Linked DNA regions of Homo sapiens: region 1 is linked to region 2. A link is a contact called in ENCODE Hi-C or POLR2A ChIA-PET data. All regions are on one chromosome and are shown on one strand. Each heading gives the region's core, a stretch centred on a gene start or an enhancer-like site at or near the end of the contact. The rest is flanking DNA. Distances are from core to core; before and after follow the strand shown. Region 1 has its middle 180 kb from the start of LINC02015. Region 2 overlaps LOC107986154 (a long non-coding RNA gene).

Evidence for each region. Hi-C counts contacts between places; a loop is a spot of excess contacts on that map. ChIA-PET counts read pairs that join two places held with the same protein, here RNA polymerase II (POLR2A). Pooled maps may share reads with other maps.
Region 1: a loop to region 2 is called in a pooled map, with 5 times the contacts of the local background. The contact joins two enhancer-like sites. A Hi-C loop is called at or near these places in 1 of 168 maps with a recorded cell type or tissue (Caco-2) and 5 of 50 pooled maps. POLR2A ChIA-PET finds 5 or more read pairs at or near these places in 2 of 52 experiments (Panc1 and naive thymus-derived CD4-positive, alpha-beta T cell).

The regions. Positions count from the first base shown.
Region 1 is chr3:177,999,425-178,004,139 of GRCh38, reverse strand. No RefSeq gene overlaps it. Among named protein-coding and RNA genes, the nearest start is that of LINC02015, 180 kb to the right of the region's middle. Within about 2 kb of position 2,344, at least 3 of the 41 ENCODE cell types and tissues checked have a DNase peak (open chromatin) inside an H3K27ac peak, as active enhancers do.
Region 2 is chr3:177,925,732-177,930,307 of GRCh38, reverse strand. The region is part of intron 1 of LOC107986154 (a long non-coding RNA gene); the gene reads left to right. Among named protein-coding and RNA genes, the nearest start is that of LINC02015, 110 kb to the right of the region's middle. Within about 2 kb of position 1,892, at least 5 of the 41 ENCODE cell types and tissues checked have a DNase peak (open chromatin) inside an H3K27ac peak, as active enhancers do.

The DNA.
Region 1 (4,715 bases), core at 1,095-3,594, 73 kb before region 2:
TCATGTTATTAAGAGGGCTAAATATCACTTATGTTTATCACCACATTTGTGGAGTTGAATATCAGATATCTTATTCTCCAAAACTGTCAAATTTTGTGGTTGAAGACATATTTTACCAAACCACTCCTTTCTCTAACACATGTGAACGTGACGACAGAGAGAGAGAGAGTTGCCTAACCTAATGGCTTCATTTCCCAAATTCTTCTACATCATATAAGTGAGGCTGAGTCAGCACCTACATTTCCTGTTGTCTTCCACCTGTTCTTCTTTTGCACTTGCTCTATTTGTAATTTTACTGATCTGCTAGCTACCTACTATATTGTCCAAAATAGAAATAAAATATTTTATATTTACATTTTAAATAAAATAGATTTAAGTAAGTAAAACTCAGTGTCTTTACAAGTTTATAGTTCGGGCTATATAAGGCACAGAGCCTTCCTCTACATTTTCCACTCACCATCTGGGCAGTCTTTCTTCTGGCAAGACTTTAAAAATGAAGGGGAGCAAAAGCTTTAGGGGAGGAGTTGGGGAGGGAGGGTGGGCTAGAGAAACAGTGAAAACATGGTTTCAGAAGTTTACTAAGCACCTGCCAAAGTACTGGCATTCACTTCAAGATTACTTTTCTTTAAAGATGTTGAAAGATGCAAAACATTGCTCTTTTCCTAAAAAAGAAAAGCCATATAATCTACAAAACGTTAACTTTTCTTGGGCCCATCAGAAAACTGAGATCAAAAGGTATACGAAGTACATTAGGACTGTTATAACAGAATACCATAGATTGGATGGCTTAAAAAACAAGCATTTATTGTTCACAGGTTGGGAGGCAGAGATGTCCAAGACCAAGGTGCTGGCAGATCCAGTCTACAGTGAGAATACTTTCCCTGGTTTGTATATGGCCTTCATTTCATTGTATCCTCATTTGGTGGAGAGTAGAGAAAGAGCAAGGTGTCATGTCTCTTCATGTAAGGGCACTAACCCTTCTCATGAGGACTCCACCCTCATTACCTAATCGCCTCCCAAAGGACTTACCTCTGATACCATCATGTTGAGGGTTAGGATTTCAACATATGAAATTTTGGGAGATACCAACACTCAATTCATGATATAAGACAATCAAATAAATGCAATTCCAAAGAAGGGCAAGCCTCAAAAAAAAAAAAAAAAAAAAAACAGATACACAAACTTATTCACCTACATCAGAGTATACAACATAAAATGGATAAAAACAACTTAGCAAAAGCTTAATAAATTCTTCAATACTAAGTGTGGTCAAGCATGTAAGTTTAGAAGAGCTGGTAGAACCAGATGTAGGGAAGCCAACACTCACATTTTCTATTCCACAGACTTCTATCAGATGCTTACAAGAAAGACTGGAGGATGAGCAGGTTACAGGGAAGAGTGCCACTCAGTGTGGCACAGGCATAAAGGAGATGATTGGCAGTTACTAATGACCAGGCCAGAGCTGTGCCTACTTCCCTGAACTGTTCTTTCCTACAAAACAAAAGCCTTAATATTCTAGAGAAGGGCAATGAACGCTCTCACTCTCAGCAAATGGGTAAAGATGCATTGCTTCTGGTATAGGAGTAGAATAAAACCAACATTTTATTGGGAAAGGAGTAGAAAAGCTTCTCATCCTTAGGACACAGCCTCCATTCTTGCTGAGATGGAAGTAAAAGCAAAAGTCCTTCTACTTGAGTGCCATACACTGAATGTTTGTATCTCCTCAAAATTCATATGTTGAAACTTAATCCTCAGTGTGCTGGTGCCTTTGGGAGGTAATTAGATCATGAGAGTAAAGCACTCAGAAATGGAATTAGTGTCCTCATAATGAGACCCCAGAGAGATCACTCAACCCTCCTGCAATGTGGGGATGCAGAAAGGAGATGACCTTCTAGGAACCAGGAAGAGGACCCTCACCAGACACAGAGTCTGATTTCACCTTGATCTTGTACTTTCCAGCCTCTAGAACTGTAAGAAATAAATTTGTTGTTTATAAGTCACCCAGTCAATAGCATTCTGTTATAGCTCCCCAAATGGACTAAGACATTGGGGGAAAGGCAAGAAATTGTCTTGAACCTAGCATCCTACACTCATAACACAAAGAGATCTGTCATAACTGGAGGAAGAACAGGAAACTCCTACCTAAGACCACAAAAAAATATAAAGCAGTGTTTGGCTGGGGTGAAAAAGAAGAACAGGATGTAGAGAAAGCCCCACCCCTGAGGCCCAGGCACACAAATCTTGCCTAAGACTGACCAGGAAAATAAAACAAAACAAAAATGCCATCATTCCATTACAAACCTAGCAAAACTAACATGCAACAACAGTGTACTGCTGGTCACGAGCTAGGAGAGAAACTCCCTGTGTGGCACAGCTATGCAGGGTGGTTCTACCAAAACCAGAGAGTACAACTCCAGCACTGAGAAAGATCCTCCAGGTCCCCAGGCACCACACTAAGCACAAGCTAATGGAAGACAAATGCTGTAAGATTTAAAGCCAGTGCTACATTAGAACAGCATTATCAAGGAAAATAATCCAAGCCCAGATCAACAACTAACTATATTAAATCCACTCACCATGCTAAGAACTTCACCAAAGAAGATGCAAGTCCTTTTCCAGACATAAATACTATTAATCTCAGACCCAGTAATTCCTTTTCACACAATGGAATCACTCAATTGAAACTACAAGGCACACAAATGAAACCCAAAAAGAGCTATCAATTGTTAATGGTAAAAGCAATCCACAAAACCAAAGAAATGACCTAGATTTTAAAGCAATCAGATGAATAAAATAGCCATTATTAATATGTTAAGGTATCTAGTAGGAAAGACGGATTATATATAGGAACAAATAGTAATTACAACAGATAGAAACTACCTTTAAAAAATCAAGGCTGGGCACGGTGGCTCACGCCTGTAATCGCAGCACTTTGGGAGGCCGAGGCAGGTGGATCACGAGGTCAGGAGATCGAGATCATCCTGGCTAACATGGTGAAACCCCGTCTTTACTAAAAATACAAAAAATCAGCCAGGCGTGGTGGCGGGCTCCTGTAGTCCCAGCTACTCGGTAGGCTGAGGCAGGAGAATGGCATGAACCCGGGAGGCGGAGCTTGCATTGAGCCGAGATTACGCCACTGCATTCCAGCTTGGGCAACAGAGCAAGACTCCGTCTCAAAAAAAAAAAAAAAAAAATCAAGTATGGGCCAGGTAGTGGTGGTTCATGCCTGTAATTCCAGCATTTTGGAAGGCCAAAGTGGGAGGATCACTTGAAACCAGGAGTTTGAGACCAGCCTGGATAAGATAGTGAGACCCCGTCTCTACAAAAAATAAAATAATTAGCTAGTCATAGTGGCATGCACCTGTAGTCTGTGCTACTCAGGAGACTAAGATGGGAAGATTGCTTGAGCTCAGGAGTTTGAGGCTGCAGTGAGCTATGATTGCGCCACTGCACCCCAGCCTGTGCAGCAGAATGCATTAGTACATTCTTGCACTGCTATAAAGAACTACCTGAGACTGGGTAATTTACAAAGAAAAGAGGCTTAAATGGCTTACAATTCTGCAGGCTATACAGACTTCTGCTTCTGGGGAGGCCTCAGGAAATTTATAATCATGGCAGAAGGGGAAGGAGGTGCTTTTTTTTTTTTAAGGAGTTTCGCTCTTTTGCCCAGGCTAGAGTGCAGTGGCACAATCTTGGCTCACAGCAACTTCCACCTCCCGGGTTCAAGTGATTCTCCTGCCTCAGCCTCCCAAGTAGCTGGGATTACAGGTGCCTGCTACCACACATGGCTAATTTGTGTATTTTTAGTAGAGACAGAGTTTTGCCACGTTGGCCAGGCTGGTCTCAAACTCCTGACCTCAGGCAATCCACCTGTCTCAGCTTCCCAAAGTGCTGGGATTACAGGCATGAGCCACAGAACCCCTCCAGGAGACGCATCTTACACGTCAGAGGCAGGAGTAAGAGAGTGAAGGGGGAGTTGCTTTACACTTTTAAACAACCAGATCTCGTGAGAACTCACTCACTATCATGAGAACAGCAAGGGGGAAATCAGCCCACATGATCCAATCACCTTCCTGCAGGCCCTCCTCCAAAACTGGGGATTACAATTTGACAAGGATTTGGGTGGGGCACAAATCCAAACTACATCACAGAGTGAGACCTAGTATTTTTTTTAAGTCAAATACACATGCTAGTAGAAAGAGAAAATGCTATCAAAGATGAAGATTTCCTTTACTGAGCTTATCAGCAGACCATATACTACTGAAAAACCAATCAAGTTAGTTAGAACATAGGTAAATAAAAATTGCCCAAAATGAAACAGAAAAGAAAGAAAACAAAGAGAAGAAAAACAAGAACAGAGCACCCAAAAGCTGTGGGATAGTATCAATTGGCCTAAGGTATGTGTGATTGGGGTCCCAATAGAAGAGAGACAGAATGAGGTAGAAGACATATTTAAAGAGGTAAAGATTGAGAACTCTTCAAATTAAACGAACAAAGCAAATCATAGATCTAAGAAGCTCAGAGGACACACACACCTAGATATTACATCAAAAATGCTTAAAATTAAAGAAAAATATCTTGAAGGCAAACAGAGGAAAGAAAAGCATTACATGCAAAGAAACAAAGATAGGAATGCAGCAAAGCAGAAGACAAGACAGAAGAGTGACATCTTTAAAGGGTTTTAAGAAAAAATTGTCAACCCAGAACTGTATACC
Region 2 (4,576 bases), core at 643-3,142:
AAACTTCTCCAGGTTAAATCCATCAGACAAAAGCCCCACCCACACACCTCTTACAGATAATCTCCCTTCCACCTTGGGCTTCTGCTGAGATGACTGGGGACAATGCCCTTAGGCTTCTTAGAAGCTCTACTCTTTGGCTGAGAGAATCTGTGTGGCACACTCTTAATCTCCTTAAGGGGCCCTTCAGTCTGACTGAAGGTTCTCTGAGGTACCAGAGAATTGTGAAGATCTTAATAAAAAGATTTATGGCCACACCCTAGACATTATCTCCGTTTTAGCATCTCCGACTTTCTGAATAGTGTGAGAGCTTTCAGAACCATCAAGATCCAGCTTCTTTTTGTTTAACAGTCCTTCCCTTAGTTTAGCTTTCTCTCATCTCATGTTTTACTATAAGCAGCAAGAAAAAAAAAATGGGTGGTAACTAACCGTTCTGCTTGGAAATCTCAGCTAGATCCCCTAGTTTATCAGGCACATTTTCTACTTTCCATGTTCCTGCAGACAAGTGTATTGTTAAGTTTCTGCCCTTCCCTCCAGTTTCCAATAAGATTTTTCTCCCATTCCTTTAAGGCCTCACTGCCAGCCTCCTCATAATTCAAAATTGTATGCACAATGGGTTCAAGGTACTTGATCTTTCACCAATACTCTACTCAAAATTCTCACAGTTTCCACCTTCTACACACCGCCTATTTCCAAAACCACTGTCTCATTTTAGATTTTGCTATAAGAGCACTCTACTTCCAGGTTCCAAAATCTGTCAGTCAGGAGTTAGAATTCATTCAGCAGTCAGACAAGTAGAACCACTAGCAAAGTGAGTCAGTGACCATGTTCCATTCTTGTGTCATTCCATTCAATACTCACGTTCATAGGAAAACATCTCACTGTCCCAGCCTGGTTCACATGGCCATCCACTCACTGGCCAGAAGGAAGGCAGTACAGTTGGACTGACAGTGCCATCAAAATGACATGTAATAAGAATGGTTAGTTTTTCAAAAGAAAAGGATATGTTACTATCAAATGAAGCAGAAAGGGATACTGGTTGGGTGAAAGTAAAAGATGCCCACCACCTCTATCAAAAGTCTTTGTAACTGGCTGATGGTCTGCTATTTGCAAATAATGGATAAAAAGATTCCCTAGAGTGAACGGTTCCCAAAGATGTCGGGGTGCTTTACAAAAAAAAAAAAAAAAGATACGATTTTTAATTCTGTCTACAGCTCTAGGGCCATCTCCTATATCCAGGTCAGTTCATACTTTGCTGGTTTGTAATGTTGCATAGGAACAAGTAGTAAAAGGTAGGGAAGGAATAAAATGTCTTGACCCAAACAGAATGATTAGGAATACCTATCTCCTAGAGACATAGCCTGGGAGAGGAATTATGACTGAGACCACACAAAAGTCTGAGTGTGTCGTAAACAGGATAAACATTCAGACTTTGAAATGACCATCAATTTCTGTCTTTTCTATTATTAACATTTCTCTGCCTGTATATTTAAAAAACAATAATTCAGAACATGAATCTTTGCTTTCTCCCAAAAATGTCTTGGGCTATGTGATATTTTCACACAAAGGAGCTATTTTTGGCATTCAAAAATTGCTTTTCTTCCTGCTGGCAAAGAGAATTCACTCACTACCTACTAGTGCATAACGCTTATTTTGCTTAAAAAAGAGAAAAAGGAAAAAGGCGCTTCCTCCAAATGATATAGGAGAAAAGAGAAGATATTAAATTTGTAAAGGACAAAATTACTCCTCCTCTTTGAACATTTTCTGGAACAACACCCTGCTGCCTGTCTATTGTTTCAGAGGCTAATAGTTATATAAAGCCTCTTTAACAGCTTCTATTCCACGACATCACTGTCTCTGCCATGAAAGGAGTAGGCAATGGAGTAATGACTCACTTTAAGACCGCACCCTTATTTATATTCAGGGCTTGTCATGGGAGAGATTACCCCATTCTTTTTTGTTTCTTATTTTTTCCTTGTTTGGCTCTTACTTCCTTCTTTAATCCTTCTAAAGTTTTGTTTCAATGTCTACCTGGAACCCCTATGTTCATACTGAAAATGAAAGGAGAAAATTAGGCCGAGAATCGAAAGATTAGAATTCTCTTTGGTCTATTAACTTATGAGTGCTCTGAAGCCAATATTTTATTTAAAGAGAGAAACAAAAGTAGAACTTTGTAAATAATTTTTGCCCAATTTGATGCTTAAATGGATATTATAGGTCATTATTAAGTAATGAACATTTTTAAATAGATGGTTATTTTAATAAACAAAAATGTTGTTTTATTTAATCTCTCCCTTTAAGTTTTAGGTTGCATGGTAATTTAGGGCATACCACTTGTATTAGTCTATTCTCAGACTGCTATAAAGAAATACCTGAGACTGGGTAACTTATTAGGAAAAGAGGTTTAATTGGCTCATGGTTCCACAGGCTGTACAAGAAGCATGGCTGGGGAGACCTTGGGAAACTTACAATCATGGTGGAAGGTGAAGGGGCAGCAGGCCAGAGCAGAAGGAAGAGAGAGAGGGGAGAGGTGCCACACACTTTTAAACAAACAAATCTCATGAGCACTCACTCACTATCACTGAGCAGCACTGAGGGGCAAACTGCCCCCATGATCCAATCCCCTCCCACCAGGCCCCACCTCCAACACTGGGGATTACAATTTGACATGAGATTTGGGTGGGGATGCAGACCCAGACTATATCACCACTCTTTATTAGGAAACTCTGTAAACTTAACTATTTGGGAAAAATAAATGTATTCGATTTCTTTCACTGAACATAAGCATAGAATGACATACCATTTTTATCAGCATTTCTGTTAAATTTTCTTGGGACTTAAATTTAAAAATTCTCCAAGCCATCTTAGTTTTAAAATTAAAAGAGTATCTATCATTTATAGCACTCACACTCCTGGGATACTAATTAGTGAACAATTCATCTGGAAAATTAAAGATGTTCCAGAAAGTGTTACTAAAATAGGTGTTTGTTTTTTTTTTTTTAAGTCTTTATATGAGGAGAACTAGACTCAACTAATGAGCAGCTGAAAGAATACATTCTTATTCTATGAGATTATATATTTATAACAGAAAATAAAAAGTATGCTACTATGGATGGCATTGCAATACGGCAATACAGTAGAACAAAATCCTATAGGGAATAGGTAGTTCCCAGTTGCCTGATGCCTTCCACTAGCACGATGAGGTGATCTGGTGTTATATCGAACCACTGGAAAGGATTGAAATGACCTAGCCCTGAGGAAATCATCCATTGCCTTATATCCCCCAGAATCTCTGTTTTCTCTTATGGTAGATAAAGAATTTAGAGCAATATGATTCTTCCAATGCTACAGGTTTATAGCTCTGGCAGGTCCTAGCTCCATGTGGACATTCCATATTGCCCTGCTATTCCCACTACAAATCTTTCCTTTTCTTCTTTCACTTACTGGTTACTTGCTATGTTTTTTTTTCTTTTTTCTTTCTTTCTTTTTCTTTCTTTTTTTTTTTTTTTTTTTTTGAGACAGAGTTTCACTGTTGTTGCCCAGGCTGGAGTACAGTGGCGGGATCTCAACTCACTGCAGCCTCCGCCTTCCCAGTTCAAGCAATTCTCCTGCCTCTCAGCCTCCCAAGTAGCTGGGATTACAAGCGTGTGCCACTATGCCCGACTAATTTTGTATTTTTAGTAGAGATGGGGTTTCACCATGTTGGTCAGGCTGGTCTCGAACTCCTGACCTCAAGTGATCCACCCGCCTGGGCCTCTCAAAGTGCTGAGATTACAAGCGTGAGCCACTGCGTCCAGCCTGCAAACTCTTTTTCTTATCCTCATTCCTAACACCTCATCTTGGCCTCTTACTTCAGACACTTGATGACCAGACCCTTTTAGACCAAAAATCATGCCTTATTATAATTAGTACCTCTAGCACTAGCACTTAGCCAAATGCCCAGTATATAGTAGAAATTAGATAAGTGCTTGGTGAATGAACGATGTATAAATAAAGAAGTAGATGAATATTAAAGGGTGAATGATAAATGTCTGGGATAAAGAATTTTTCCTTCATATCACTGAAAAAGTAGAAGATAGGTTTTTGATGAAAATTCCATTTTTCAATGATAACATAGTACTATATAGAAAGCTACTATATTTTTAAAAATTAATGTATTACTCTACTTCACAAACAACATGGATAAAGTAAACTTTTGTGGCCTGTTTATTCCTGTTGTGATAACTTGACACTTTGAACATTCTGAGTGGTGCTCTCATCTTGAAAACCCTGACTAGTGCATGGCTTGTATATCTGCTTTTTGTGTTTATGAATTGGAGAATATCCGAAAGATAAAGTAGAAATTAACTTTCGGTACTATAAGTCTAACATGACTTGTAATGTTTTATGGAGGTTTTAAATGCTGATAATCATGGGCTAACAAACAGAATGCAGATCTCCACCCTATCTAGGTCTAGAACATGCTGTTTAGAGAAGTGTTGCTATATGTCAAAAGGAAGAAAATGTTCTGTGACTCCAAAGGTACAGTCACCAGGGTCAAGATTTCAGGACCCAAGGTAGCAGTTGCCAGGGTCAAGAT